3 separate regions of the Homo sapiens genome follow, and all the other regions are linked to region 3. The links are chromatin loops, found by intact Hi-C in ENCODE. Cell type or tissue: OCI-LY7. All regions are shown on one strand. Each heading gives the region's core, and the rest is flanking DNA. Links, peaks and the distances in the headings are about the cores only.

Region 1 (10,605 bases), core at 761-8,760, 480 kb before region 3:
CTCCCACTGAATTCTGCCTTTGGCCACTGTGGGTTTATACCCTTCTCTGTCCTGAGCCCATCCATTGAACAAATGTGGAGAGAACCATATACTACCACCCTATCCAGTTTCTCTTTTTGTTTTTCTTTCAGAGACAGAGTCTTGCTCTGTCACCCAGGCTGGAGTGCAGTGGTGTGATCATGGCTCACTGTTGCCTCAAACTTCTGGGCTCAAGTGATCCTTGCACCTCAACCTCCCATCAGAGGGGTCATCTCCCCCAGCTTCCTGTTTCTATTGCCCTCAGAAGGCTGCCAATAGCAGGCACTGTCCAGCGCCAGACTGTACCCATCAGCTCACAGCTGGGAAGCAGGGACCAGCTGTAGAGTCAGAGACCTTTGGCCGACACCCCCAGTTGCTGGGAATAACATCCTGAGTCTAAGCTATCAGAGGCCGCTCTTCAACCTCTCTCTTTGTGTCACACAGATTCTCAGGAGTGGCTGGGACCATGTGAGATACATGGCAGCAACCACTCAGAGTGGCTGGAAAGGAAAGAGTCACATTCGCAAAGCACACAGCGGGTGGCAGTCCCATATTATTTCATTTTCCCCTCATGACAATCCTGTGGGGTTAGAATTATTATCCTGTCTCATAGAGAGGCCATGAAAGTGAATAAGTGGTTAATGAACTAATAGACACAGCTAGGAGGGGGCTGAGGCTTGAAGGCAGCTTGGCCTGACTCTGCACCCCAAGGCTGCTAATCATGGGGAATCCTTGGCCAGAGACCAACTGTTCTGTTCAGTCCAGCTGGCAGCTGGTCTGCCTCAGCTGTCTGGAAGTCCCTGTGCCCTCTGTTGGGACCAGCTGCTTCTGGCTGCCCTCACCTGGCACCAGAAAGCAATGACTGCAGACCCGACTGGGGCCTGGGGAACTGGGCCCCTTGGGCTCTGGTATCACCTGTTACAGCTGTGTGTCCTTGGGCAGATTATCAAACCTTTCTGCGTCTCAGTGTCCAAATCTTTAAAATGGTGATCACATACGTCTACTCCAAAGGGTTCCTGTGAATTTCAAATGAGCTAGCTTGCAGACAGTACTTAGCCCATTGCCTGGCCCTAGAGCTCTTATTACCATTAGTGTTACTGAGAGAAGTACTGTAGGATCGTATGGAGATCAGAAAGGGGACAGGTGGGAGGAAAAGCCTTCCTGAATGGACTTTCCATTTTAGCCTGATGCCAGTCTAGGTTCTGCCACAGGAGTGGAGAAGAACCTGGCCTGAGCCTTGGCTTTGGCATCCGTCGATTGACAAGGTCCTGGTGCTGCCTCCCATGCACCCCCTCCCTTATCCCACACTACCTGCTACCTAAGAAGCTCCCTGGGCCCTGACAGGCCAGTCTACCTGCAGGTTAGCTGCAGGTTCCACTTGTACTTGCATCTATTGGGCAAGCTCTTCAGTGATTGGAAAAGTGTGGTCCTTGGACCAGCAGCATCAGCAACCTCTAGGAACTTGTTAGAAATACAGATTCTTGAGCCCCACCCTATATTTGCTGAATTAGAGACTTGGGGTAGGACCCAGCAATTTGTTTTAATAATCCCTCCAGATTGTAATACACCTCAAGCTTGAGAATGCTGGGCCCACTCATCTTTCAAGCCTCAGGTCATGTCACCTCTTCCAGCAGCCTTTCTGCCTGCCTTCAGCTGAGGCAGATACATAGCGCTGGATTCCCACACTCTGCGCAGGTCTTGCCTTCAGCTGAGGCAAGTACATAGCGCTGGATTCCCACACTCTGCGCAGGTCTTGCCTTCGGCTGAGGCAAGTACATAGCGTTGGATTCCCACACTCTGCGCAGGTCTTGCCTTCGGCTGAGGCAAGTACATAGCGCTGGATTCCCACACTCTGCGCAGGTCTTGCCTTCGGCTGAGGCAAGTACATAGCGCTGGATTCCCACACTCTGCGCAGGTCTTGCCTTCGGCTGAGGCAAGTACATAGCGCTGGATTCCCACACTCTGCGCAGGTCTTGCCTTCGGCTGAGGCAGATACATAGCGCTGGATTCCCACACTCTGCGCAGGTCTTGCCTTCGGCTGAGGCAGATACATAGCGCTGGATTCCCACACTCTGCGCAGGTCTTGCCTTCGGCTGAGGCAGATACATAGCGCTGGATTCCCACTCTGCGCAGGTCTCCATAGCCAGACCCCATGAATGTAATCACTTCCTCACTGTTCCCTCTCCCCAGCTTAGACCGGGAGTTCCTTGAAGGAACTCTGTGTTTCATAGCTGTACCCCAGGACCTAGGTGTCCAGTGGGCCGACTGAACAAATATGCGTATGATGACTTGAACTCCTCCACTTCTAGCTTTAGATCTTGGGCAAGTTGCTCACCCTCTTCAAGTCTCAATATCTTCATCTAGCAATACATACCTGCAGTGTTGCTGTCAGGATCAAATGAGATGCTTTATTAGGAAGTCTTTATAAACTGCTAAAGTATTGCAATGACATCATCAGCTACTTAGGCACAAATCAGGGGATTTAATTTCCTTTTCCCACGTGTGCATTTTCTGGCATGTAGGTCAGTGATTTTAGCAGCTTCTTTAAAGACCTGGTTCACACAAGGATTGCAGTCTATGGAGGTGTGGCATTACCTCGCCTAGGGACTCACAGGACGGGGTTCTGGTCTGCCTTCTAGTAACTGCTGAGCAGACAGCACTGGCACCTGGGTGCAGCTGTCCTCTGGGGTGGTCCAGCAGTCCCCTGGGAGGCAGGTTTCCTCTTCCATTGTCATAGAGACTGACCGCTCCATCTATTGCCTTCCTGTCTTCCTAAGTAGGTGATTTGGGGCCAGATTAGTCATTCATATCCTGTACCCCATGGGTGACTATTCATAATGACAATCTAAGGGGACAAAACCAGTTCTAATCCAGAGCTGTAGAAACCAAACCAACTGCCACCCTAACACATTACCCTGGAACCTGCCCAGCCAATGGGTGTAACCATCTGAGACCAAGGCCTTGTGGAAATCATTCTCAGTAAATGCATTTTGGCCCAATCTGTTGTATCCAAATCTGTAGCTGAAGCGAGATACCCTCTAGACCCTGGTAAGTGTTTCAAGGTGTGGGAAACGTGGGGCGGCCAATTCCTGACTATGAGGTCACATGGCTGACTTATCTTGGGTGATAGAGTAAATCTGAATCTATAAGGGCCTGAGAACAATTTGATAGCATTTTCAGATATGCCCTGCAGCTTTCTCTTATCCTTGACTGGAGAATCCCTCCTTGACCCCATTTATGTAACATTTCCTGGAGGAGGTATTTCCTGACCTCTCCCCAAATTGCTTAGAACTCCTATTCTACCTCCCCATAGCATGCTGAACTCACTCTTGCTTTGGAATTTTTTGTTAATATCTGCCTTTCCCATCAGGTTCCAATAGAGTGAGGACCATTTCTGCCGTGCTCATAGCTATATCCCAATGTCTGGCTTAGAACTTGGCATGCCATGGATTCTCTTCAAATGTTTGTTGAAGTAAATGACTTAATCTAAGAAATGAACATGGAGCTCTTGTATTTCCTTTGACCTTCAAATTTAATTAAGCATCACTTCAAAGTATTTATTCTATAATAAAAATAATTAAATGAATAAGAATCTATATGAGTTTTCCTTAGAAAATGCTAGATAGGACTGGAGTGCTTTAATTTGTTCAAACTGTCATAAAAATTTTTATGCTTTTGTATATGCCATGTCTTCCAAGATATATTTTGTTAATTTGGTTTCATCTTTCTACCTGGGACTTAGATTTGTATCCGTTTTCTAGCAGAGAGTTGATCTAGCCATACCATATACCAGAGTATATGATAAAGCATGATAGACAAAATAGCGTGATATTCAGGTAAGATAGAAATATAAATCAGCAATACAGACTGGAGATCCCAGAAACTATAGATAAGGACTATACAAAATAGGCTTTTCAAATTAGGGGGAAAGGAAAGATTGTGCGACAAGTGGGGTTGGGCTAAGTTAACTGTAATAAAAAAAAAACTGGATTCACATTTAATATACCACACAAGAAAAAAAAAAAACAGACCCAGAGTCAAATAGAAAATAACCAGATCATAGAAAAAAATAAAGCTTTCAGATCTACTAGAGAAATATTAATTTTTTCAACTTTGAAACAATAAAAGCAATTATAAAGAAAAGAATTGAATTATCTATCAACGAAGACCTTCTGTAAAATGAAAACAGCAGTACTGAATTGGAGAGAAAAATGACATGCTGGCAAAAAATGTCTCCATTGAGTGTGACTGACAAAGTGTTAATATCTATATTATCTACAGAGTTAATCCAAATATGTAGAAAAAGACAATGATCCCACTAGATAAAGAAAAGTTATGAACAGACAATTCACATCAGATATGAAGACCCAGAGAAATGTTTCCTTTTTCTACATTTGGAGAGGCAGCATGGTGTGGAGGAAAGAACCCAGGGCATTGGTGACAGTCAGAGCTGGATTCGAATCAGCTGTTTATTTAATAGCTATGTGATGAGGGCTTCCACCTCACCTTTCTTTGCAATTACTACATCTGCCAAATGGGAGCATCATCATCCTACCCCAAGGTTTTATTGTGAGAAAACTGCTTATCATTGTGAGGGACACATAACAGGGCTTGGTAGAGGTTGATTTTCTTCTCATTCAACTTTTCCAAACAAAATGTTCCAAAACACCATAAAAGAAAAGAGGTAAGAAAGGATTTTGATACTGCTTCTAGAGACTTACCATCCCCTCCTAAATTACAGATCCACACCAGTGAGACTCAGGAGGGTTTCCTAAAACACTCATATGCTGTGTTGTCTCTCATCCTGAGTTTTCAATAATCTGAATTTTCAGAGTTGCAAAAACTCAATTTGGCCACGAGAGGGCGCCCAAGCCATTCACTAGGCTGAAGTTCTGCAGGGGTGTGTGTGGAGAAAGGTTTGAGGGAGGTTCCTGCAACGTTGGAAAACGCTGTGTTTATAACCAGGAGGCATCTAGGACTCCAGGTCCATCTGGATGCTTAGACCTACCACCTGCTTCTCTGTCCAAAGCCCATCTTCCTTTAGCATCCCGAGGACATCGGTGGACCTGTGCAGGTGTTGCAGGAGGCAGGGAGAGCCCTGACTCTTCCGGCCCAATTTAAGGGAAATCTCTGGCCTCCTGGGGAGCATGGCTTTGGATTTCTGGAGAAGGTGACCATGTCTCTACTCCACTGGCCTCACAAACACGACCTTTATCTAATCAATGTTAATCCGGCAGAGTGGCTGGGAATAATTTAAGGTGGTGACAGTGGTTTGCAGGATTCATTTTAAGGAAGGAAATAAAAGTTATTTGTAAAAGTCCCAGTAATTCTTAGCATTCAGATGCAATTGGAGGAACTGGATGATGGACATTCAGAATTGATTTGTAGGAAATCTGGGCATTTTCTACTTAGGCACCGGAGGAACTAGGAAAGGATGTGGGTTTTGTTCAGAGTCTGCCTTTCCTGTCTCTACCTGCACCCTGGGCTGTCGGAGCCACAGCTTGATTTATTGAGCTAAACAAGTCAGCAGCTAATTTGCTCATTCATGGCTGTCCTTTGAGAAGTGGTCCTGGGGATAAAGATGCAGATCATTGAAAAACAAGTCAGTTTCAACGGGCAGGACCTTGCAAAGTAGGTCACCCTGGCTTTCCACTGGGCGGCGAGGGAGGCTGGAATCCCATTAACCTCAATCAGGCAGGCTCAGCAAAGAGAGGCAAGGCTGTTTCTGCAAAACAAAACTTGGCTGCATGTAGGCTTCCTAATTTGACTTCCTAATGAGATTTGGAAGAGGAAAGGGGAGACTGGGGTATGGGAAAATCAAAGGAAAATTCTTTTCCCTTAACAAGCCAGTAGCGCCGAGTGCAGAGGTTTTGGGTGTTTGGGAGGTCTGAGTGTTTGCCATCAATTAATTTTGTTCCACGGAGGCCTCAGGAAGTCTGAGGGGTAGGTGAAATGTGGGAAGGTGTCCCAAAATATTCATTTCAGTTTTTCAGAAAGTCTCTCCCATCTTAAAAAAGAAAAAAAAAATGCTCCTTTGACTCTTTCATCCCCTTGGAGCCAGGTTCTCTTCTTTCATAGCAAACTTCACAGAAGAGTGGTCTGTACTTGCTGACTCCATAACCTCATGCTCTGTTCACAGCTCACCTGCTCCGGGCTGTTTTTCCCCCTCATCACTCAGCAGAAAGGATTCTCCGTAAGGTCACTGATGACCTTCCTGTCGATAAACCCAAAGGGCTTCCTGTAGCCTTGATCTTTCTTGTTTTCTCGGCTGCACTGGGCACAGCCAACCACCCGCCTCAAACACTTTCTTCCCCTGGCTTTCTCGGTACCAAGCTTCCTTACCAATTTCTTTGCTGCTCCTTTGCTGTGTCCTTTGCAGGCAAGATTCCTCAACATTCAATAGTAGAGATCTTTGGAACTCAGTCCTAAGCCCTTGATTCCTATTCTTATGCCCTTGGCATTGTCTCCCATTCCTTGAGGGCTCCCAATTTTAGATCTCAGTGCAGAATTCTTGCCCTGAGTTCCAGAGCTATCTAGCCAACCATGTACTTAACACCTCTAACTGGAAATCTTGAATACATCTTAACAACTTACACTTAGAACTGATCCCATGATCTTTCCCACTGAACTTCATCTAACGTTTTCAGCCTTGTGAGTGGCTTCACCACTCTTTCATTATGCCAGCCAGACACATGGGAAACATCTTGACTGCTCTTTCTCCACCCCCTTACTCCACCTATCGCCACAGCCTGTTGATTTTACCTCCTACGTGCCTCACACATCTCTGTACCTCTCTCCTTTTCCACCACCACCACCATCCTAGTGAAGTCACAGTTAATTCTCTCCGGTTTTCTGAAGTAGCCCCCCTCACTGGGCTCCCGCATCTACCCTTTCACACAGGGGCCGAGTGCTGTTATTGCTTTTTATTTTTTAATGCAAATATGATCATGTCACCCTTTTGCTTAAAACCCTTCAATGATTTACCATTATTATTTGAGACAGGGTCTCGCTCTGTCACCCAGACTGGAGTGCATGGTTCACTGCAGCCTCAGCCTCCTCGGCTAAAGTGATCCTCCTGCCTCAGCCTCCCAGGTAGCTGAGACCACAGGCACAAGCCACCACGCCTGGCTAGTTTTTAAAATTTTTTGTAGAGATGGGGGTCTTGCTTTGTTGCCCAGGCTGTTCTCAAACTCCTGGGCTCGAGTGAGCCTCCTGCTTCCACCTCCCAAAATGTTAAGATTACAGGTGTGAGCCAGTACACCTGGTCTTACTCATGACTTTTAATGCAAAAATTCAAATAAAAAATTTCAAATGTTACATGGCTTGGCCCCACACCAAACTCATCTTTGATTTCTGGATCTAGTTAGACCAAAGCCTTTTAGTGCCTTAGACATACTCTACTCCCTCCTCATACAGGGCCTTTGCAGATACATGATGGTCTCTCCAGATTTTCTAAAATGTTCTCCCCTTTGTTTTCTTCTTTGCTTAGTTAACTCCTACTGCTTCCTTAGATCTTAGCTTCATTGCCTTTTTAGGGGGAAGCTATCTCTAACCCCCCTAATGGCACTTTATGCCTTTCCTTCATAGACATGTCACATTTATTTGTGTGATCATTTAGTAAATATCTCTCCCCACTGAATTGTAATCTCCATAAGGAACTGTGCTGTGCTCACCACAGTTGCCCTAAGCACCTTTCACAGGACTTTTTTTGGGGGGACCCTCCTATCAAGGATGTTTCAGTCCTCCTTGATAGGATACAGGGTAAGTGAAAGTAAGATTTTGTTTGTTTTGGGGTAGGTGTGAGACCATTTGGTGTGGTCACATTGTTAATTTCATGCCAATCAGAAGGCTCATTGGCAGGTATATATGTCTTGATTAATTTAGACATGGGAAAATGAATGAATTGTTACTTAATTGGAAGGATCGTGTTATAGTGAAAAGCACAGGCATTAGAATCAGCTGGGTACTGTTGGCATTCTATATCCACCCTTGCTGTCATAGGACCTCTGAGTCTCAGTTTGGTCATTGGTAAAATGGACATTGCAATACCTACCTCATGGTTATTAGGATTAAAAGGGATAATAAATGTCAGCGCCTACTTGGACCCAAGGGGATGCTGAAGGTAAAAAGGACTGCTCTCTCTTTCCTCTCTCCCTCCCTTCCTATCTCTTTCCTGAATGTGCTTTGATTTGCAGTTTACATCTGTTTAAGCCCAGGCTCCTCAAGAGAAAACTGGTATAAAGACTCCTTAATGGTGTAAAAATTGGTACCCACAAACTCTCCCCACCCCTACCTGCCTTTCATCCCCTGCCCACTTAGAGGACCAGAAGTGAGGGGTTCTTCACACATAGGTTCTGGGAGCCAAGGAACTGGGAGAATCTGAAGAGACAGCAGAGTAAGGAGATTCAGGGTGACCTGACTGGTAACTGATGTTAATTATGCAAAGGGCACCAAGGGCTTTTGTGAATTCACATCCTTGTTTTTTGGTAGGACAGGGATGAGATGGGCAAAGGTGCACCTGCCAGGAGAGTGCCCTGGGTAGGCCCTGCCTCGTGTTGCTTCTCCTTGGAGGGCAAGGCATTTCCTGGGCTGGGTGGGTTTTCTCCTGCCCTGGTGTGAGCTTCCTTAGGGAGGATCCAGAGCAAGGCTTAGAGCTCACAGCAGGCTAGAAAAGGCCTCCATGCAGCCAGCTGGGCTGCGCTGGGCCAGCTGTCTGAGTGCTAGTCTCTCTTTCCCTCCTCAGGCCTCCACTCAGAGCCTCAGCTCCACCCAAGCCTGGGCCAGTCCTGACCAGCACAAGGAACACCTTCCAGGCACAGCCCCATGTCCCTCCTCCACACAGCAGGAGAGGGTTCTGCCCCTGCTCTGGGGCTCCAGAGCCATTCCTCACCCTAACATTTATCCCCTTGGAGTATACAAGGCTGCCATGATGACATTATATTTTATATATTCAGGTTATATGGTGCTGCCTGGACTTGTGCAAAGGGAAAACCTGGAGTGGCCCAACTTGGTCTGTTGTCTGTCTCCTCTCTGGCTGAGTGTTCCAGAGAGCTAGGACTGCATGTGCAGGGCTGGCGCACAGTAGGGGATGAGCCATTAGTTTGCTGAATGGTTAAATGAGCAGGTATCAGGTGCCTCGCCGTAGCTTCCCTGCTCCCAGGCAGTCAGCTATGAGTGTGCCTCCTCCCTCACTCCCACTGCCCTATCCTGGGGCGTCTTCCTTTTGAATGTCCAGCACTTTCCTCCCTTCCTATCCTGTGGATTTCGCCTTTTCTCCCACTGAGCAGCATCTCACACATTCCTCACATTGTTGCTGTCTTCAATACGGGTGTTAATGGATGTAGACTACTCCCTAGAGGGGCTGGCCAAGGCTTCTTCGTAAACCATCTTCTTGGGGTCAGTCTCCAGGCCTTGCGTCTTTAAAGGATGAGCAAAATCAAAGCTTGTTCAAGGAACTGCCCAGGATTCGGGGTGGCCTGTATGAGGTGCAGCATGGGGAGGACAAGAGATGAACCCCGACGTGTGTTCCGCCCACCTGCGCACGCTAAACTAAGGAGTGTGGACTTGATCTTGAGACTAAGCGAAGTCACAGAGGGATGAAGAAGGAGAGGACACAACAGATTTGGATTCTTTTTTGTTGTTGTTGAGACAGAGTCTTATTCCCATCACCTAGGCTGGAGTGCAGTGGTGCGATCACGGCTCACTGCTGCTTGACTCCCTGGACCCGGGCGATGCTCCTACTTCAGCCTCCTGAGTAGGTGGGACTACAGGCATGCGCCACCACACCCAGTTAGATTTTTGTATTTTTAGTAGAAGCAGGGTTTTGCCATGTTGCCCAGGCTAGCTGGAGGATTTGGATTCTTTTTTTTTTTTTTTGAGATGGATTCTTGCTCTGTCACCAGGCTGGAGTGCAGTGGTGCGATCTCAGCTCACTGCAACCTCTGATTACCTGGTTCAAGTGATTCTCCTGCCTCAGCCTCCCAAATAGCTGGGATTACAGACACGTGCCACCACACCCAGCTAATTTTTGTATTTTTAGTAGAGACTGAGTTTCACCATGTTGGCCAGCATGGTCTCGATCTCCTGACCTCGTGATCTGCCCGCCTTGGCTTCCTAAAATGCTGAGATTACAGCGTAAGCCACTGCGCCTGGCCGGTATTTGGATTCTTAAAAGATCACTCTAGTAACTGTGGATGAGGAATTGGACTGAGGGAGACTACAGCAAAGGAAAAAGGTGACGTGGTCCAGGTGAGAAAGGGTGATGGCTTGAAGGAAGGGGAGGAGAATCAAGTAAGGACTGATTTGTGAGCTGCCCAGAAGGCAGAATCCACAGGGTTTTGACACTCACTGTACTTTCAATATTTCTCCACATGGAGAACAGCAGGTTTGTTTGAAGGTGATGGGACCCATTTTGGACATGATGAGTTTAAGGTCCAGGTGGACCATCCATGGAGAGCTGTCCAAAAACCTGACGGATATACCACTGTATCCATCCATTTGGCAGGAGGTAGTTTTGGGGACTGTCAGCATACCCTTGGTCACCTGACTCAAGGGCAGATAAAATCTCTCTGGGATAGAGGAGACAGA
Region 2 (10,605 bases), core at 883-8,882, 180 kb before region 3:
GTGGTTTTTCAGGGCTCTCAGAATAAAGACAGAATCTTCAGCCAGGCCTCCAAGGCTCTGCTTGATCTGCTTCTCCAGCCATGCAGCTCTTCTCTCATGGGCTTTGCCTGTGCTGTTCTCTCTGCCTGGAATCCTATCATGCTCTTTGGTCTCTCCTAGCCACCACTCTCCATTGGCCAACTCCTATGTACTCTTCAGATCTCAGTGCAAAACTGCCTCCCCAAAGAAGGCCTTTCTGATTTCCTAGAATAGATCCAGCCCCCAAAACTCTGCTGAAGCTCATGAGTACCTTTTCTTTTAATCTCCTCCTCCTCCTCCTCCTTCTTCTTCCTTCTTCCTCCTCCCTCTCCTCCTCCTCCTTCTTCTTTCTCCTTTCTCCTTTCCTCTTTCTTCTTTCTTCTTGAGGCAGGGTCTTCCTATGTTGCTCAGGTTGGTCTCAAACTCTTGGGCTCAAGCAATCTTCCTGCCTCAGCCTCCCAAAGTGTTGGGACTACAGGCATGAGCCACCACACCTGGCTTCTTTTAATATTAAGATTTATAATGACCCATTGATTTATAAGTTTGATGTTTAAAATTTTACATTTGTTCAGTATTTGTCTCCATTCTAAATTCTAAGCTCCAGAAGGGTAGGGGATGTCTATGGGGCTTACCACTGTATTTTCCGTGCACATCGTAGTGCCCGGCCCCTGGTAGGGGTTCCATAAATATTTTTTCTCTGAATAAAAACTTTTTAACAAGCCTACCCTCAGTGCCTTCTGACTCTGCCCAAATTTTAAGACTTGGCCTCTAAGGCCATCCACAATCTGGTCTCACTGTGTCCATCTGGTCATGCCTGGTCATAGATCCCAATCTGAGCTCCCAGCACCACCCAGCTGGGCTCCCCGTGTCCTCCACTTCAGTATTGCCTCAGCACCTTTGCTTACAGCTTTCTCATGGCCTGGAATGCCCTCCCTCCTCCTGCCTGATTAAATTTTCCTCCATAGAATGAGATCCTGCAGTCTCCCCTCCTGTGGACTTCAGTAGAACTGAGGAGGAGAAAAAGTTTCCCATTTTGACTACTGTGGTCCAGTGGATTGTCATGAACTATTTCATGTGTCTATTTCTCATCTCCTAGCAATGAATCCAGTTTACTTTCCCCTTAATTTCCTGTTCAGATGTTTTGTTCTTTTGTAAAATATACTGGACTTCAAGAAATCTCCTTCCAGTTTTTGTAGCCTAAGGCAGAGCTGATGTCAGTTGCTAGGGTGTTGCTAAGGAAAGTCATTTAGCCAGGGCAGATAATTAACTTTATCAGTGTGTGTGGGTAGGTCGCAGAAGAGAAGAGCTGGGGGCTCCAGTTCTCCAAGGCGAGAAAAGTCCTTTGATTCATAGGAGGTAAGATCTCCCTCTTTTTTCTCCCCGCTTTAAGAGAGAAGGGGGAAAAGGATTTTCTAGATTAGTGTTTTTCTGAGTATGGTCATTGAAACATGAGCATCAGATGTTTGCTTCAAAGGCAGATTCCGAAACCTCATCCCAGACCTACTAAATCTGTACTTTGAAGAAAAACTCATACTGAAGTTTAAGGAACCGTCGTCCTAGACCGTAATTCAGACTTGAAGTACATGGGTTCCAGGCTGGCTCTTCTGTTTTCACCATGTGAAGCTGTGCAGTCTTGGAAAGTCACAGGACCTATCTACACGGATTATGTGCAAAATTGGACATAGTAATACCCATCTTGCCTACCTTGTGGGATTTTGAGAAACAAATGGGTAACTGAGATAATTTGTAAACTGCAATGAGGTCACAATAACCCCACCCAGTTATTATTGTTACTTTTATTAATTCAGAAAAAGAGTCTAGAAACTTTATGTTTTTGTTTCTCTTATATATAGAGTTAAATTGGACATTTTATAGAAAGGGATTTCTAGAGAAAGAAAACAGATAGGCAATGAAGGAGTTGAATTGCACTGAATAATCTATTGTAATCTGTGGTGAGGAGGCCTGGAAGCTGTCTACAGGTGAGCCAGCAAGTTTAAAGACTAAGTTATGGAAACTGAATACATACGTACATACGGTAAAAAAAAAAAAAAAATCCTAAAAGCAAAAGACATTCATTAATTACAAAGATATTTCTTCAGAACCTGCTGTGTTCTAGGCATCAGCCAATTATATATAATTACATTACCTTTGGAATCCTGAATCTGATTGGGCCCATCCCACAATTCCATGTAAGGTATGAGCTCCTCCGATCACCCGTCTCTCCAGTCTTTTGGTCTCCATTCAGTTTTGCCCTTCCTTCTGCTCTCTGGAGCATTCCTCTATCGATTGCCCATTGCCGTATCCAGATCAACATTCTAGTAAGTAAGAGATAATAAGAGTCCCTCCTACATTAAAACTCCCAGCATCCAATTTATACTCCTTCATCCTATCTCCATCATCTGTAGCCTCCAGGTCACTTTCCTGCAGCCACTGTGGACTCTGCAACTGGCTCTCTAGCTTCCTGCCTATTGTCTCATGCTATGGGCCTGGGAGATTAGCCTGATGAAGTCTGAGCTGACAATTTAGTCTCTGCTCTAACCTCCTCTACTCCAATGAGCTTGGCCTCCCTCCATATCAGCAGCCCTCTCCCACAGAAACACCCTCTTCTTTGGGAATCTTGAGCTCCCAATAGCACTTTCTCATTTTACTTCCAGCTTTCCCATTTCTCACCTCCTCTATGTCATTGAGGTCTACAGCTGCTTAGTCACTTCTGATTTTTTCCAGCCCATCTTGTTAATTCCTTCCCCACCCAGCCTGGACACCATGTTCAATCATTTTAACTATATCCTAACCACCATTCTTCATTAGCTCTCCTCTTTTATTTCTGTTCCTCCTCTTTAACCCCCAACCTACAGCAAATCAACCAAGCAAAACAATGGAACCCTCCCCGACTTCTGAGTTCTGCTGCACAAAACCTGGTAACCCTGCCAATTACTTTACTACAAATGCATGAATTCTACCTTTAAGTATAGTTCTTAAATTTATTCCTAATCAGTTTCTTTTCCTATTCATCTAGTCCTTACCATCTTTTCAAGCCTGCTTCATCACTCTTTAATTCTCACTCTTTGGTATGGAGAGGGGTGGTTACTTGCCCTCTTATTTTATCCCTCACATGGGGGACATTAGGCATGAACTTCTTCAAATCTCCATATCTCCTTCCACAAACCAAACTCTGGCAAAATCCAAGTTCACTTCTTGCCTCAAATGCAGAAGGGTTTAACTCTTCAATTTTTTCAAGGCTAATCCCCTACTTGCATTCTTGTCCTCATTTCCTGACTTCTGCCAAACACTGATCTAGCTCTTATCCTCTCTCCCTCTTGTATTTCTGTTTCTGTTTCTGTCCATGTCCTTGGCCTGCGGCTCTAGCTAAGTCTTCCCCATCCTGGGCGGGGAATTGGACTAGGGATTCAGGTAGTGCTAGTCAAGAGACTGGACTTTTTACTGACCTTGTCTCACTCTCTGTGTCCTCTGTTGTAACTCTGTTTCCTCAGTTTTCACTCATTTTTTTTTTCATGTGGTGTAGCTTGGAATCAGCTCATATCTCTTTACGGAAAGTGTTCTAACAGAGATCACCTAAGACCTCCTAATTGCCATAGACGTTGTCTGAATTAAAAACAGCGGAATAGAAGCTCACCACTGAGAGCAGTTAAAAAGAATTGCACAGCAGGAGGTCTTCCAAGGTATAGATCTGCTCCCAACCTGGAGATCTCTAAGTCTCCTTGCTTTTAGGTTTACGGATTAAAGAGAGCACTGTGTCTAAATGCAGCACAGCATGCCAGGTGCAGCTGTGGGCAGCTCCCAAGAGCAAACCCTTGCAAGTCCAGCCACACATAGAACCCAGACGCAGTCTACATTCCCCTTGTGGTTCTCTTGCTATTAATCTAGCAACCCGACCCAAGCAGAACCACTTTTTTGAAGTTCTGGGAACTTCATGGCTTGGACCACATGACCATGGCACACTACTGCCACCTGGTGACAGTGAACTGAACATGCAGCAGTATTAAGTAAAAACTCCTAAGCACCCCGGCACTCCTTGAACCTATTTTAAACTGGAATGTTTGGGCCCATTTTAGACTAGATTGTTTGCTCTTTGAGAATAGACTCATTGAGTTTTACACTATTTTAGAATAATATGTCTGCATAAAGCAGGTGTTTAGTGAATTTTTGTGAAATTTAAGCCTTTCATTCATTCAGCAAACATGTATTGGAGGAGGTAATCCAAAGAAAAACAAGACATAATTCCTGCCTTCAAGAAGCCGCAGAGATGGATAAAGCAGATATTTGTAAAACAAAGAATTATGTGTACTAAGTATTAAAGGGGGCACAGAGAAGGGAGTAACTAATTCTGCCCAGGTAAAGTAACACTTGAAAAGGTACTCAACACCTTCTCGAAAGACAGATCAGAACTTGTCAACTGGACACGGGGATGGAGAATATAGGAGGGGAGGAGAGCTAATGCAAAAGCTTAGAGATGAGAGAAGGCAGAGTGTGTCCTTCGGGTAGCAGAGTGACCTTTTCAGTGGCATTGTATGAAGATGGATTGTCCAGTGAGAGTGTAGGGGGGGTGACACATGTTAAGAGGCTTTAACAACAGTCCAGAGGAGAGCTGCGAGCTAAGGCTAGGAGGAAGGGATGAATTGGAGGGCTGTTCAGGAAGCAGACTAAAGAGGATGGAACGCCTGGTGATATGCAGGAAGGGAGACGGGAGTGGCTCTGAGAGTTCTCATAAGGGCCACTGGGTTGTATATCTACCACCTCAGTGGTATATTTTTCCAAGACAACAAATTCAAGAAGAGAACCCACGGGACATGTGGGAATGAGGAATGTGTGAGATGATATATATTCCATTGTGGACACTTGACATTTAAGGGGTCTTTCAGAGGGGGATGTACAGTGGACTGTCAAAGACAATAGGTTTCTATCTCAGAAGGGAGTGAGCACTGGAGACAGAGACCTGGGAGTTGGTATTGTGCCCCAACACTCCCTTTAAGATACTCTCAAAGCTTAGCTGTCTTATGTTACTTCTCAGCTTTGTGCTCTGATTTCCAAACCAATAGACCGATTTGATAGATGTAATTTTGCTAGCATGCTAATGGGAAAATAGTAATCTTGAGTTCCCTACCTGGTTCACAAGGTGACACAGGAGGATGTTTACAATGGCATCCCAGGGTAAACAAAAGATGTAGGACTCTAGCCTCTGTAACCTAGAAGGTACTCATGGTTCTGGAGAGCTTCCCAAGCTTGTTGGCTGATCGCTCCTTTGCTCATGCATAAAGCTGGAACTGGAGGAAGGCACTGAGGGCGGAGAGTAGAGGAGAAAATAGACCTACATCCTTTCTGCCTGACAAGAAGAGAAAGAGACAGAAGGGAGGGAAGGAGACAAAGCAAACAGAACTGGAAATAGGGAAGAAGACAGAAATGACCAGAAAGCATATTTAGTGCATAAAGAAATACATAAGAGTGTCTGAGAAACAACAGAGGAAATGAGGCTCCCGTCCTCCTATTACCATAATGAAGTATCCATGTGAGGCAATAAAAAGGCTCTTTTTATGCCTTCCAATTAACTAGGGCTCAAGTTTTGCACGTCTCTCAGCTGGAAAATATAATTGCTGAAGTGTCAGGTTTACCAATTGGGTTGTGGCTTTAAATAAAGTGCCATCCAATTGTTATTTCACATATACAACCCAAAGAGCTGGCACCTGGAGGGAAAGGAAAAACAAAACCTCCAGAACATAATTCAGGCCCAAAACTCATTTCTCTGAGAAAAACTTGAGCCCAGCTTGTTGGTATGAACATTAAGAGGGAATAAGAATAAAAGACATTTATTCACTCATCAGATAGCGGTGACACTGACAATGCTGAGCCCTTTACTGGGTCCCTGAAGGATGGGAAAGCATGCCTCCATCTACAGAGGGCTTGCAATAATCACAGCTGACAGTTCATATCATGCCTACTATGGGCCAGGCAGTGGTCTAAATGCTTCACACATATCTCATCCTTACAACAAGTGTTTTATTACTCCCATTTTGCAGATGAGTAAACTGAGGCGTAGGTACCTTAGATTACTTGCTTGCCCAAAGTTACAATCTATTTGAGAGCCAATGCAATTGTACAAGAGACACTTTCGTGCCAATGACAGATTAAGACAATGGTGTCTCAAAGGGAGAAATCCCCACAGGCTAGAGTGGCCCAAAGGTTTCAGGGGAGCAGTAGGACTTGATGGGTAGGTGGGATTTGGAGATAAGAGGGGAAAAGACATCCTAAGTCATGCAGACTGTAGGAGCCTGGAGTAGTGGTGGCGTAGTGAGAGGCCACCCAGTCTGGAGCAGAAGGTTTGTGGCGGGGAATGACAGGGAAGCTGTAATGGGAATAGGGCTGTGATGAGCCCGTAGTGTTGGGGTTTCTCTCTAGAAGTTTTAAATTTGCAATGAGCTTCAGTTCTCAGCCCAGTGCATTTTCAGGCAGTGGCACAGGAGCCAGAATTCAGAGTGCATTTATTCGTCAGGCTCCGTTAACTCATTAAACGTGCATTTCACTTTTGTCTCTTTTCCTTCGTTCTCCTTAACAAGGCCTGGCATCTCAGATGCTGACTTTTCAGAAAGATTCTTATGCAGATTGTCAGTCCCCTTCCTTATCCTTGAAAATGCAGCTGAAATGGCCTCTCTGTGAAGACTTCGCTGGCAGCCACAGGCAGGGTTGTCACTCCTGTGTGCATCGGCTCCTGTGTAGGATCCCTTGTAGGATTTATCACAGGGGATCAGCATCTCTGTATACATCTTGTTATCTCTCACAAGACTCTGGAGTCTTTACAATGTGGAACTGTTTACTTTGTATCCCTAAGTGCCTTCCACAGTGCCTGGCACATAGTAGATGCTCAGTAAATGCCTGCTGAAGGAAAGAATGGATGAACAATGGAATGAATTACCACTATTATATTGGAAGGTATATAGAGAATTATCTGCTTCAAATCTTTATCCCTTTAATGAGTTCTCTCTATAAAATGAAAGTTGCTTCGTTGCTATTACAATAGCCTATTTATTTATTGCCTTCATAATACACATTACGATCTGTAATTATTTAATTTGCTTGTCCACTTGTTTATTGTCTTCCTCCCTTAGGACAGTGTAAACACCAGGAGCGTAGGTACCACATCTGTCTTGTTTACTGTGACATCTTTAGCTCCTTGCACGGTGCATAGCATGTAGTAAATACTCAACAAATATTTGTTGAATGAGTATCATATCTCCAACTGATTGTCCAGATTATTTTTGAATCCCTTAAGTTAGGAGAAACTCACCAGCTCCTTCCATTCTTTTAGATGATTCTAATTATTAGGAAAATTTTTGTTTTTATTGAAGTGAAAACCACTTCCCTAGGGTACTTACAGAACAAGCTTACCTCTCTTCCGAGAAGCAGCCTGTGGCAATTTAAAAATAGGTCCATAAATTTTTTGATGCTCCTCCCTTCAAGAGGTAGAGCCTAATTCCCCTCCCCTTGAGCGTGACCTTGACTCAGTGACTCACTTCTAATGACTAGAATAAAACAGAAGTTATGATGTGTGACTTCAGAGACCAGGTCATGAAAGGCACTGTGACTTCTGCCTTGCTCTCTAAGATAGCTCACTCTGGGAATGTTAGCTGCCATGTCATAAGGATATTCATGCAACCCTGTGTAGAGACCCATGTAACAGGAACTGAAGCCTCCTGCCATGAGAATGAGCCATCCTACAAGGGAATCCTCCAGCCTCAGTCAAGACTTCAGATGACTGCAGCCCCTACATACTGCTTGCAGCCACACAAAGATTCTGAGCTAGAGCCACCCAGTCAAGGCACTGGTGAGTTTCTGACCACAGAAACTATAAGATAATAAATATGTGTTGTTTTAAGCTACTAAATTTTGGTGTAATTTGTTATATCACATTAAATTCACAGCCATTTACATATTTTCTGAGAATTACCATGTTGTACTGTTTTCTTCTCTTTTCCAGGTTAGGCATGGTTTCTGGGCCCATCATCTTTCTGTTCTGTTTCCCAAGGGCACATTGCAGCTTGTTACCAACGTTGCAAAAGGCTGGTACTCAGAAGTGAAAACAGATTTTAGGGTATGGCTGTGCTATCCCAGAAGGGAGAAGCTATATCCTGCCCAACTAAACATTGCCACATCATCCTGTCAATTTACATTGATTTTCCCTTCATTTAATTATGAAAAAATTTCAAACCTATGGAAGAGTTAAAAGAATTTTACAATTAACACTGATATATCCACTAACTAGATTCTACAGTGAACACACTTTGTCACAAATCTGTTTATCTGTCCCTGTATCAGTCCCTTATTCCTTCTTTTTCATAAAGGAGTGAGATATATATTTCTCAAGATTTAGCACTATAATCTCACTTAGGATGGAGCCAATTTCATATTTTGATGAAAGCTTTTTTGGTTTTTAGCAATCAGCACAACATTAAACTGCCTGCCAGAGCTGTTCTCATGCTGATTTTGCTGTTGTGTTGGTGATAGCAGCATGGCAACAATATATTCTTCTTTTTTTTGATACATTTCAAAGTAAGTTAATAGACTTTTTAGGCAATTAAAATCTCTAAGTTCTTTTCTTACTTTGCTGATTCTACCTACATCTTCCCATCTTCTGCCTACTCCTGAAATATAGGAATTACTTACATTTAGTAGCAGAGGAATGCAGAAAGGTGTAGAAAAATGAGAATAGGTCTTGAAGGTAGATAGACTTAGGCAGGGTTCCTAGTTCTTCCACTTCCATCAATGGGATATTAGGCAAGTGATTTAACCTCTTGGAGTCTTGGTTGTTTCATCTATAAAATGAAACCGATAAGAATACCTACTTTGTAAGGTTATTAAGAGGACAAGAGATTATATATGGAAAGTGTGTAGCATGGTATCTGGCATCCAGTAGGTGTTCAGTAAATGATGACTAATATTATTTGGTCTACCATTCCTGCCCATCTAGATAATTTTGGATTCTGAACTTGTCATCCAGATTAACATCATCTTCAAGTCCATAAGGTCTACTAGATCCTCATCCTAGAAATTGATGTGGAACATGACTGGGACAAGGACTGAATCTGCTGTCACTTAAAAATATTGTTATTGCCCTAAGTCTGATATTAATTAAAATAATTCAATGTGGTAATAATAGCTGTAGCTTATAGATCTGACATTAACTATTCATCTGCAGTCTTTTGATAGTCTTTCAAGCAGTTATAAATCTACCTTACTCCTCTGTCATGGTTGATCACATTTCTCCATCTTACCTATAAGAATATCACAAGTGAGGATTATAAATCATGCTGCTATAAAGACACATGCACACCTATGCTTATTGTGGCACTATTCACAATAGCAAAGACTTGGAACCAACCCAAATGCCCATCAATGATAGACTGTCATGGGGTGGGGGGAGGGGGAGGGAGAGCATTAGGAGATATACCTAACGTAAATGACAAGTTAATGGGTGCAGCACACCAACATGGCACATGTATACATATGTAACAAACCTGCATGTTGTGCATATGCACCCTAGAACTTAAAGTATAATAATTAAAAAAAACAAAACAAAACAACGAAAAAAGAATATCACAAGTAACTTTGCTTTCTTAATTGATAAATGCATTTACTACATCCACCATATTTCCTTCTTCTATCAGCCTAGTAACATTTTCATTTAAGAAAAGTGGGTTAATCTGCTGGGGTTTCTTTGCAAACTCATGGCAGTTCCTAGCAATCAATTCTTTTTTTTTTTTTTTTTTAACATACATATATACTGTTTCTTGGAAAATCTGTTGTAAGAGAGACTGCTAATTATGTACTCAATATAAATTCTTTTCTTCCTTACTAACAAATTCCTGATCTTGGCCAGGGAGAGGAGCCATGTGCCTAGCTAAATCACTATATTCCCCACTTGTTTCAGATACCACTGGACCATCTGGCACAGTTTTGACCAGTGAGATAAGAGAAGGAAGTTGACGGATAGAGCCTCGGGGAGAGTCCCTCAGAAGGGAAAGGGAGGCTGGAGACAGCTGATGCATCCAATTATGCCCTTGTCCTTTATCTTTCTTCTGCCTGGAATATGGACACTTAGGTTGGTGATAGAGGAGCCATGTTGGGACCATGAAGTGACAATGAGGGAAAGGCCAAGAGAATCTCAGAGATCTCAGTCCTGACATCCTTGAGCAGTTAAAGCAATGCCTCACTTGAAACTTCTCATATAATCAGAAAAATAAGCTTCTAAATTGATTAAGCTACTCTTTTGGGATTTCAATTACTAATAGCTAAATGTGATTCATTTGTACTAGAATTCGGACCAGGATCAACCCAAATGCTCTATAATCTGGAAGACTCTGTCTTCTTCTGATAGAGAAATCAAGATACTATTTGACTATTTTCTGACCTCTGGCACCACTAAATTCCCCCATAGTTTCATTGTCTACATGCCAATGATCTTGTTGGCAACTTATCTTCATGACTAGGTAGGTAATTTATTTAGTCCAGATGTGGCCTCTGCCAGAAGGTTGGAACTTTGACTTACTCTGTTCTCCCCTATTTCTTGCTTACAATCAT
Region 3 (10,605 bases), core at 1,724-9,723:
TCAATCCCACCAAGACAGACTGAGACAAACCAAGGAGAGATGCAGGCTTTGGGGAAGAAACTTCTGACTGTGAAAAAGAAAGCGTATTTCTTAACAAACGTCATGAAATAATGACCCAAGGCGAGGAGCACTGGGACAAAGCGTGTGTTAGGGGACTTTGTAACAAATGCTGACACTGCTTTGATGCCAGCTGTAAGAATCAAAGCCCAGCACTATTTCCTCCTGGAACAATTATCTATGTTCTTTGGATTTTTAGGAGACAATTAAGCAAGAGAAGCAGAAGATGCTGTCCCCAGGACCCTTACAGACCTCCCCAGATAAGGGAAATGCTGAGGTTGCGGGAAGCCTCCAGTGGAGTTTCTGTCAAATCCCTTTGGTATAGCAGGCAAATCCTTTTGATGTCAACTCCCACAGGGACTTTTCTGCCCTACCCTCATAAAACTGAAGAAGTTTCTCCTACCTGCTTTCTAAGGGAGTGAATGTTTCTGTTTGCCCATTCTGAGCACCAGGATTGTGACTCTAAATAGGAGATTGGGTCGTTCTCCACAATAATACTTCTTTCAATCATTGATTCAGCAGTCACTTACAGACAGCCTTCTCTGTCCCAGGTACTAAGGATAATAACGGCATAGCTAACATGTTTATTATGTGCAAGGTCTGTGTGAACCACCTTATATGCATTACCCAATTAATCCTCACAACAATGCTGATTGGTTACCATTTCCCCCATTTTATAGATGAGATCACTGAGGCTTGGTGAGTCTAAGTAATTTGCTCAAGGTAGCAGGAATCATGGCAGAGAGGATTCTAGCCTAGGCACCCATTTGGAGAGCCCATGTCTTCAACCACTTTACTAGACAAGGACAACCACCAGGAACTATTTAGGATACAAATTTAATAAAGTAGGATTATTCCCTGTTCCCACTCACCTAAGGAATTTGGTCTGTCTTAATCAGGAAGAGTCAAGGCAATGATATTTCAATACTGTCTGGGAGGGGCTCCTGTAGTGTATGTGTTATTCAAGATACACTGGGGATATCAAAAGCACAAGTAACAAGAGAAATCAATTAGTTCATCAAAATTTAACACTTCTGTGCTTCAAAGAACACTGTCAAGAAAGTGAAAAGACAATCTGTAGAATGGGAGAAAAATTTTTGCAAATCATATATCTAGAACTCCTACCTAGAATGTATAAAGAACTCTTCTATAAAGAGTTCAGATAGCCCAATGATAAAAAAAACAACTCAATTAAAAATAGGCAAAGGAGCTGAATAGTCATTTTTCCAAATAAGCATATAAATGGCCCAATAAGCACATAAAAAGATGCTTAAGATCCTTAGCCATCAAAGAAATGTAAATCGAAACTGCAATGAGATACCACCTCATACCCCCTAGGATGGCCATAATTAAAAAGACAGACAACTACAAGTGATAGTGAGGATGCAGAGAAATTGCAACACACATACCCTGCTGGTGGGAATGTTTTTTTGTTGTTGGTTGTTTTGTTTTGTTTTGTATGTGTGTGTGAGCAACAAAGCTTTTTAGTTACCTGGGTGCAGGCAGGCTGAGTCTGAAAAGAGAGTCAGTGAAGGGAGATAGGGGTGGGGCCGTTTTATAGGATTTGGGTAGGTAAAGGAAAATCACAGTCAAAGGGGGTTGTTCTCTGGCGGGCAGGGGTCGGGGTCACAAGGTGCTCAGTGGGGGAGCTTTTTGAGCCAGGATGAGCCAGGAGAAGGAATTTCACAAGGTGATGTCATCGGTTAAGGCAAGGACCGGCCATTTTAACTTCTTTTGTGGTGGAATGTTATCAGTTAAGGCAGGAACAAGCCATTTAAATTTCACTTCTTTTGTGCTGGTGGGAATGTTAAATGGCACCGCCACTCTGGAAAACAGTTTGGCAGTTCTTCAAAAGATTAAACATGGAGTTACTATATGACCCAGTTTGGGGGTACACAAAAACTTATATACAAATGTTCATAGCATATGAACATTCATATTCAAAAGCTAATATTTATATAGCCAAATAGTGGAAACAATACAAATGTCCACCAACTATTAAATACAATGTGTTTTATCCATAAGCTAAAATATTATTTGGAAATAAAAAGAAACAAATGACGGATATGTGCTACGACATGGATGAAATTTGAAAAAAAAAACCATGCTAAGAAGCCAATCACATATATTATACAATTTCATTTCTATGAAAGATCCAGAATAGGCAAATCCATACAGACAGAAAGTAGGTTCTTGGTTGCTCAGAGTTGGGCACCATTGGGCAGAATGGAGAGTGACTGAGAATAGGTATGGTGGCTCTTTTGGGGGTAACGAAGTTGTTCTAAAGTTGTGGCAATGATTGCAGAACTCTGAATATACCAAAAGTATTGAACTGTATACTTTACATGAGAAATTGTATATGAATTATATCTCAATCAAGTCATTTTCCTATTTAAAAAAGAGATATGTTGGTAACAAATAGGAAACCATCAGAATAAGAAGACACTAGGATTCTTTCATTTGAAAAATATACTGGGTCAGGGGTGGGGTGCCAGGCCCCAGGCAGGGAGACAGAGTGATAGAGAAGTGGGTCAGATGCTGCACCTGCCCTCAGGCTGGTCACAGTCCTGCTGGAGCACAAGAGGAGTTCAGGCAACTGCGAGATCAGTCTTTAGGGAGCACAAGGTCTTAGGAGCTCCTGGGAGGCATGTAAGGTTACCTTCTGGGAGTGAAACTGGATAATAGATGTACGTAGGAGAGCAGAGGAATGCAAAATCTCCAGGAGCAAAATGGGTCCCTGATCCTAGGGTTCAGCAGGAGCTCATGTCAATGTATGGTTGCACCTAAAGCTGTGGTTCCCTACACTGATGAATTTACCATCTGGGGGAAATTTCAAAATGTCTGAAGACAATTTTCATTGTCACAGCTCAAGGGGTGGGGTGCTACTGGCATCTAGTGGGTAGAGGCTAGTGATGCTGCTCTACATTCTACAGTGCGAAGGACAGCTCACCAACAACAAAGTATTATCTGGTCCAAAATGTCAACAGTGCTGAGGATCAGAAACCCTGATCTAAAGCAAGTAAACATTGATCAGCAGGGAACAATTAGGTGTCCCACAGATAAGTTTAGAAAAGGGAGAGTCACAGAAGCCAACTTCAGAATTGTGTGCCCAGAAAAGATATGTTGAAGTCCTAACCCCCAGTACTTCTGAATGTGACCTTATTTGGAAATAGTCATTGCAGATATACTTAAGATGAAGTCATACTGGAGGAAGGTGGGCTCCAACCCAATATGATTGGTGTCCTTGTAAAAATAATGCCTTGTGAAGAACTATGCAGACAGGGAGAATACCATGTAAACATGAAGGCAGACATCAGGGTAATGTGTCTAAAAGCCAAAGATTGCCAGCAAACCACCAGAAGCTAAGAGAGGGGCATGGAACAGGTTCTCCCTCACAGCCCTAAGAAGGAACCAGCCCCTGGGACACCTTGATCTAGGTCTTTAGCATTCAAAACTGTTAGGCAATAAACTGCTGCTGCTGTTTAAGCCACCCAGTTTTTTACATTGTTATGGCAGCCCTAGAAACTAATACATCTGATACACTGTTTATGGGAGGTGACGCATTGGCCAATGGACTTTGCCCATCCTGGGTGCCCTGGGCATAAGCATCATTCAGTCCTTGTGCTTTCCTTGGTTCTGTCTCCAGGCTTACCAAGTTATGATTCTCATCACCTACTCACACCAGGGTAAGAATGTTCTGACTGTTCAGCATAAGTGTACCAGTCCTAATACCTCTCAGGGCCTGAGCTTTCCAGAACATTTTTTTTTCAACTTTTATTTTAGATCCAGGGCGTACATGTACAGTTTTGTTACCTGGGCATATTGCATGATGCTGAGGTTTGGGGTACAAATGATTTCATCACCCAGGTACTAGGCATAGTACCCAGTAGTTTATTTTTCAACCCTTGCTTGTCTCCCGCAGTAGTCCCCAGTTTCTATTGCTGCCATTTTTTACTTCCATGATTACCCAATGGTTAGCTTCTACCTAAAAATGAGAATGTGCAGTGTTTGGTTTTCTGTTCTTGTGTTAATTCGCTTAGGATAATGGCCTCCAGCTGCCTCCATGTTGCTACAAAGACATGATTTAATTCTTTTTAATGATTGCATAGTATTCCATGGGGTATATGTACCACATTTTCTTTATCCAATCCACCACTGATGGGCACCTAGGTTGATTCCATGTCTTTGCTATTGTGAATAGTGCTGCAATGAACATGCAAGTGCATATGTCTTTTCAGCAGAATAATTTGTTTTCTTTTGGGTGTATATCCAGTAATGGGATTGCTGAGTCAAATGGTAGTTCCGTTTTAAGTTCAAAGAGAAATCTTCAAGCTGCTTTTCATAGTGGGGGAACTAGTTTACATTCCTATCAACAGTGTATAAGCATTCTCATTTCTCTATAGCCTTGCCAACATCTGTTGTATTTTGACTTTTTAATAATAACCATTCTGACTGGTGTGAGATGGTATCTCACTATGGTTTTGATTTGCATTTCTCTAATATTAGTGAGGTGGAGAATTTTTTCATATGTTTTTTGGCTAATTGTATGTCTTTTGAGAAGTGTTCATGTCTTTTGCCCATTTTAAAAATAAGATTATTGGTTTTTTGTTTTTGTTGTTGTTGTTGTTGTTGTTTTCTTGTTGAGTTGTTTAAGTTCCTTATAGATCTTGGATATTGGATTTTTGTCAGATGCATAGTTTGCAAATATTTTCTCCCATTCTGTAGGTTGTCTCTTTACTCTGCTGATAGTTTCTTTTGCTGTGCAGAATCTCTTTGGTTTAACTAGAGGTAAATGTTTGTTTTTGTTGTAATTGCTTTTGAAGACTTTGTCATAAATTCTTTCCCAAAGCTGATGTCCAGAATAATGTTTTCTTCTAAGATTCTAATATTTATGTCTTACATCTAAATCTTTAATCCATCTTGAGTTAATTTTTGCTTATGGTAAGCGATAGGGGTCCAGTTTCATTCTTCTGCATATGATTAGCCAGTTATCCCAGCACCATTTATTGAATAGGGAGTCCTTTCCCTATTGCTTATTTTTGTTGACATGGTCAAAGATCAGGTGGCTGTATTTCTGGGATCTATATTCTGTTCCATTGATCTATGTGTCTGCTTTTGTATCAGTACCATGCTGTTTTGGTTACTGTAGCCTTAAAGTATAGTTTGAGGTTGGGCAACCTAATGCCTCTGGCTTTGCTCTTTTTGCTTAGGATTGCTTTGGCTATTCTTTCCTGAACATTGACAAGAGAGAAGAATTTCTGTCCTCTGAACAGAGAACTAGATAGAGCTGGCCTTACCTTAAACCAATGATTTCCAGAGTGTACACAGCAACAGATAAGAAAGACCTTTGATGGAGTGAAGGAGGGAACTATTAGACATTATTTATTTATTTATTTATCTAATTTATTTAAAATTAGAAATAAATTAAGGTCTAATAATTTTTAATGTATGGATTGACAATAGGACCTGTAAATTATGAATAAACATTCACATATTGTGGGTGCCTGCTCCAGAACAATTTTGGTAATGATGATCAGTGGTCACTGCCTTAGCATGGCCTCAGATAATAGCACTGCCATTTCTCTGATCTACTCTTGCTTGAAATTGATTCATAAAAGACCTTGAGTGTCAGGCTAAGGGGTCTGGCCTTTATTCCATGGCTTCGAAAGCCCTCAGAAGGTTTTAAGTACAGCATAGTAATTAATGGTGTGGGTTCTACAACCAGATGAATAATTTATTAGCTCTAATATTTACTACCTCTCTGACCTTGGGCATGTAATTTAGCCCTTTTAAGCCTCTGTTACCTCATCTGTAAAACAGGATAATAAAAGTAACCACCTCCTGATGTTGCTATAAAGATTAAAAAAGAGAACACATTCAGAGCACCTCCTGTGGAGCTTGGCATGCCGTGAGCCATCAATAAGTGTTTGCTATAATTCTATTTTAGGATTCCACTCTCTTGGCCCCGACATCTCCATGTAAGATTCAGACCTCAAGCCACCGCATTCTAGAACTAGCTCTTCAAATACAGGTGGAAACTGCTAAAACGCAGTATTTGAAGATGTAAATTCTTTGGTTTTTAAGACCTCCTCCCTCATTACTCAGTTCTGGGCATAGTGGCTTTATAAGGGGCTCAGATAACCTGCTAAGGCACATCTGGAAGGTGTAAGCTGATATATTTGGCATTTGTCTCCAAGATTTAAATCCAGGTCTACCACACTCCAGTGTACCAACCTGTCTTTATTCTATTATGGTAAGCTCTAAAACTGGTTCCTCCTCAAATGACTTTTTCAACTTCAAAATATTATTACTTCCTCGTTTAACATCACAGCATTGGGGCTGCACCTGTCCCCACCACTAATCAGCATTAATTGAATTTTTAAATCCAAATTAAAAATGACAGGTGGTGCTATTATGTTCTTAGCCACTCAACTTCTAGCTGGTTTTAAAATTGCATTCTTCTCCCCCTCAGAAAATCCAAATCATTTTCTCAGTTTAAGAAGGAAGTATTTGCAGGTGCTGAATTTGTCCTTGTAGCGCTAATGCTGAGTGATCCTCTGCCAAATTACATTCAAGAGCGCCATCTCCTGTCCAAAGTTTAAAAGAAAATGAACAAATAAGCAGGTGCCTAAATAGTCTTGTGCCTTTAATCAGCTGCTTAACTAGTTAACCATGAAAATGAGCTTTTTAGGGCTAATGAGAGTTACCCAATTTGCAGACATTGGGTGTTTTTTTTTGTACCATGATTTTCCAGCTGCTTGCATCCCGCCTCCTTTACAGTGTGTAGCACCTGCTTATGCTGCCTTGTTGGTGTACATGGTGTTGCTTAAAGGCCCCTCCTGGATGCTGAGAGGCATGGCATGTGCTAGGTCTCCCAGGTTGAAAATCTGATTCAGGATTCCAGACAGGCTTCTGGGTTTAGCGTAGGACCTGGGAATCAGGTATGTGTTCTTTATATTTAAATATTAGACAAGAAAGTTATAAGAAGTCAGGTTGAACTTTATCGATACTCTATAAAAGCAAAGAAATGATTGAAAATCAAAGCAACCTGGTCCAGAGTCAGCACATCTATGGCTATCACTCTGCCTATAAAGAAAATGCAGGTACTTCTGCAGTAATCAAATATGTATATTTCTGATGGGAAAAGAGAAACATCCTTTCTATAAAATTGCAAACTAAAAATAATTAAGACTTGTAGGGAAAATAGGATTGAGGCAGACAATTCAAAACATATGCAGCTTTGCAACCAGAACATTAACAAAGGTAATAACATCTTAATTAAAATACCAGCACAGTTTAAAGAGTATGCTCACTCAGTGCTTAATAAATAAATTCTACATGAAATAAAGGACTTTGCCTTAAAAAAGAAGAAAGGCCAGGCATGGTGGCTCACGCCTGTAATCCTAGCACTTTGGAAAGCTGAGGCAGGCAGATCTCTTGAGGTCAGGAGTTCAAGACCAGCCTGGCCAACATGCTGAAACCCCATCTCTACTGAAAATACAAAAATTAGCCAGGCGTGGTGGTGCAAGCCTGTATCAGCTACTCTGGAGGCTGAGGCAGGAGAATCACTTGAACCCAGGAGGCGGAGGTTGCAGTGAGCTGAGATCGTGCCACTGCACTCCATCCTGGGTGACAGAGCGAGACTGTCTCAAAAAAGAAGAAAAAGAAAGAAAGGTTGGGTAATTTGATGAAAGGCAATATAAGAGAACTCATAGTCTTCTGAGTCATGAAAATAAGGAAAAAAACTGCACAGGATCAGGGAGAACTGAGCCCTGGGCACTCCTGAGCCAGAGATTATGGCTCGCCTAAGGTCAGAGAGACTTGAAGCAAATGAGAACTGTGGACCACACTGCTTCCCTTATCAGCCTGCTGCATTCAGCTGTTTGTGCCTTCCGCCTTTGTCTTCTGACATTTGCCTGTGCAAAATGCTGACTGGCTGGGAACATCATAGATGAACCAGTGTAATATCCCATTTTACTGACATTGTTCCACCATACATCAACCCCATTTGAGCTAATTTATGTTAAAATCACACACAAACACACAAGTGTTATAGCAAAACAGACTGAGCGTGGGATGCTTCTCCAGCATACATCTTAACACTAACCCCCGCTAAAAGGATGAATTCTATCAGCTCTGCTTCCCTTTCCGGCCTGTCTCCCTATGCCTCAATGTCAGGTTCACACATGTCCCTGTATGCCAGACAAATGGGGTCAATCATGGCTTTGGGCTCCAAGGCTCCTATGATGTCCAAGGTGCTGTGCTATACTAGTTAGCATGACAGTATGTATTTGACAAGGTTATTTTGGTTACAAGTGAGAGACTCCCAACTAAAACTGTCCTAAGAAAGGGAGAAAAGCTTGGTTAACCTAATAAAGAGTTCAGATGCGATGTGGCTTCAGGCTTAGCTGGAATCAGGGACGAAAATTTGGTCCTTGTGCCAATCTCCCTCTCCCACCTCCCCCTCCCCTATAATCTGCTTCCCTTGGTGGTGGGGGGTGTCACTCTTTTTCCCAAGCCCTCACCTACAGATGATACCTGGATTCTCCAGATTCATAATCCTCAGAACTAGTAACCCTAGAGGAAAATGGACTTTTCTTTCCCAATTTTTGCCAAAAAGACACAAAAACCAGGAACTGTCTCATTGACATTATTTGTTGTACACGTTCCCCAAACTTGACCCAGTCTACTGTGGTCCAACTGTGGTCTCTGATTGGCCAGGCCAGGGTGTAGGCTGACCCTTGGATTCAGGGATTGATTCAGCCCCACCCAAACCACATGTAGAAAGAGAGAGAGATGTCTTTCACCAAAAGGAAGACAGGTGCAGTGCCTGGAAAGGGGAACAGATCAGCTCAGACACCCATCACTCATTGTGGTCCAAGCCAGGCACCTGACAAGGAAATCTGGTTTCTGATGAATATGCTATCTGAAGGAGACTATTTATCTTGAACTTAAAAGAATAGTATCTCAACACACCATGAATTTATAAGCAGATTTACTATGGAAGTATAGAAATAATTATGTACTATCTAGCAGAGGTTTAAAGTCTTCAAGCTGACCTGGCCTTCTTGTGTGTTTTGTTTAGCTCAATAGTACCATTTTTTTTGTTTTTGTTTTTATTGTTAAAATTAGTTGCCAACATTTAGAATTCGCACATTTTAGGGCTTTCCTTAAACTGGAGCCACACTGGACTTGTTTTTCCACATGGCAGCAGTAGTTTGTGTGAAGTAACAGCTGCCCCTTTATTGAAGCAGCCTCTCCTGTCTGCAATAGTCCCCACTATGCCCTATGCCCCTCCAGCCTCCTTCACTCTTAGCTACCTGGAGGTGGAAGCATTTAAGTTTGCAATCTGCCCTGTGAGTTTAACTCTGGCCACACACCTTTTCGGTCGGCAGCTGGCAAGTGTTCTCTGATGAGGGAGGGCTGAGCCAGGTTCCTTCTGTCTTGCTCTGCTGTCCTAGTCTTATGATGTTTCTGGTGTGTCTGAAGCTGAGTCAATGGTCAGGTACTCTATTATCAAGACATGGAGGCCTTAGCTCCCCATCTTTAAAGTTAATTAACAGGTAATTTATTGAGATATGTATTCTAGCTTCCTCCCGCAGCTGTAGGCGAATAAAAAGGTGAAATTTCCCTCCCCCATTACTGGAAGAACAGTCAAACATTTGTGTCTTAGAGACCTAAGTGACCTTTGCCTTATGGGAGAATTAACAGGCTTTTGTTTTCAAAGGCCTAGCCACATAGAACCTATAGAGCTGGATTGTTCCCGAGTGGAAAGTATTCCAAGAGTTGACAAAGAGGGAAAACACTCAGAAAAGAATTACATTCTTTGAGACTTGAACAATAGGGGAGAGATGCTGGATTCATCAATGTCCATGACCTTTGCCTCACACAAAGTCCTCCAGTGGGGCAGGACTCATTATCTGTTAGGATTCTTTGTATTGCATGTGACAGAAAACACAGCCAAACAGGCTTAAGGAAGAAGAAAGACAAAAGGAGTTGGGTAATTTTTTGGTTTACATTACTGGAAAGTCGAAGAGTAACTAACCTTCAGGTATAGGTTGATCCAGTGATCCAAAAAGATACCATGAAAACGAATTCTATCCATCTTTCAACATTGTGTTTCCCTCTGTTGGTTTCATTGTCAGGAGCCATGAAATGGCCCCCAGCAGCTGTCTCAGACTCCACCCCGAAAAATCTAATTGGCTTCTCAGTAGAGTATATGTCAATTACTAAGCCAACCACTAAAGTCATAAGATACAATACTCTAACTGGCCAGTCACATGTGTCTTCCCTGAAATGGGGGGAATTGGAATACTACAACTGAGGACCAAGAGAGGACATGGATGCTGAGCAACTACTAGAGACTACAAATGAAACCACCTTTGCAAAAATTGTAATGGTGAGAAAATTACAGCAGTTAAAAAAGATCTGATATAACCCCCACCCCACCCATCCAGAACACACACACACAACTTGCCTTTCTCTTAATCATTCCTGGGCTTAGGCTAAGCTAACTTTGGGAGACATTTAGTTTATAGTTTAAATGAT

The links. A loop is a pair of places that touch in the nucleus more often than their neighbours do. Peaks named below come from ENCODE experiments on the same cell type or tissue, not always from the same donor. Only the 100,000 strongest peaks of a DNase experiment are listed, where the experiment ranks them.
Region 1: it touches region 3 in a loop (6-fold over the local background); 81 of 110 quality-filtered maps call a loop at or near these places.
Region 2: a loop joins it to region 3, with 4 times the contacts of the local background. A loop is called at or near these places in 39 of 110 quality-filtered maps.

Annotation. Positions count from the first base shown.
Region 1 is chr11:14,243,806-14,254,410 of GRCh38, reverse strand. All of the region lies in intron 7 of SPON1 (spondin 1), which reads right to left. Among named protein-coding and RNA genes, the nearest start is that of RRAS2, 110 kb to the left of the region's middle. In OCI-LY7, for the core only: CTCF peaks have their summits at 4,653 and 4,877 (motif pointing right); DNase peaks (open chromatin) are centred at 4,910 and 5,560.
Region 2 is chr11:13,949,448-13,960,052 of GRCh38, reverse strand. No RefSeq gene overlaps it. Among named protein-coding and RNA genes, the nearest start is that of SPON1, 8.0 kb to the left of the region's middle. In OCI-LY7, for the core only: CTCF peaks have their summits at 3,783 and 3,989 (motif pointing left); a DNase peak (open chromatin) is centred at 3,982.
Region 3 is chr11:13,768,678-13,779,282 of GRCh38, reverse strand. No RefSeq gene overlaps it. Among named protein-coding and RNA genes, the nearest start is that of LINC02548, 10 kb to the left of the region's middle. RefSeq lists an enhancer at 1,571-2,127. In OCI-LY7, for the core only: CTCF peaks have their summits at 2,742, 2,957 (motif pointing left), 6,439 and 6,640 (motif pointing left); DNase peaks (open chromatin) are centred at 2,932 and 6,622; H3K27ac peaks cover 763 bases.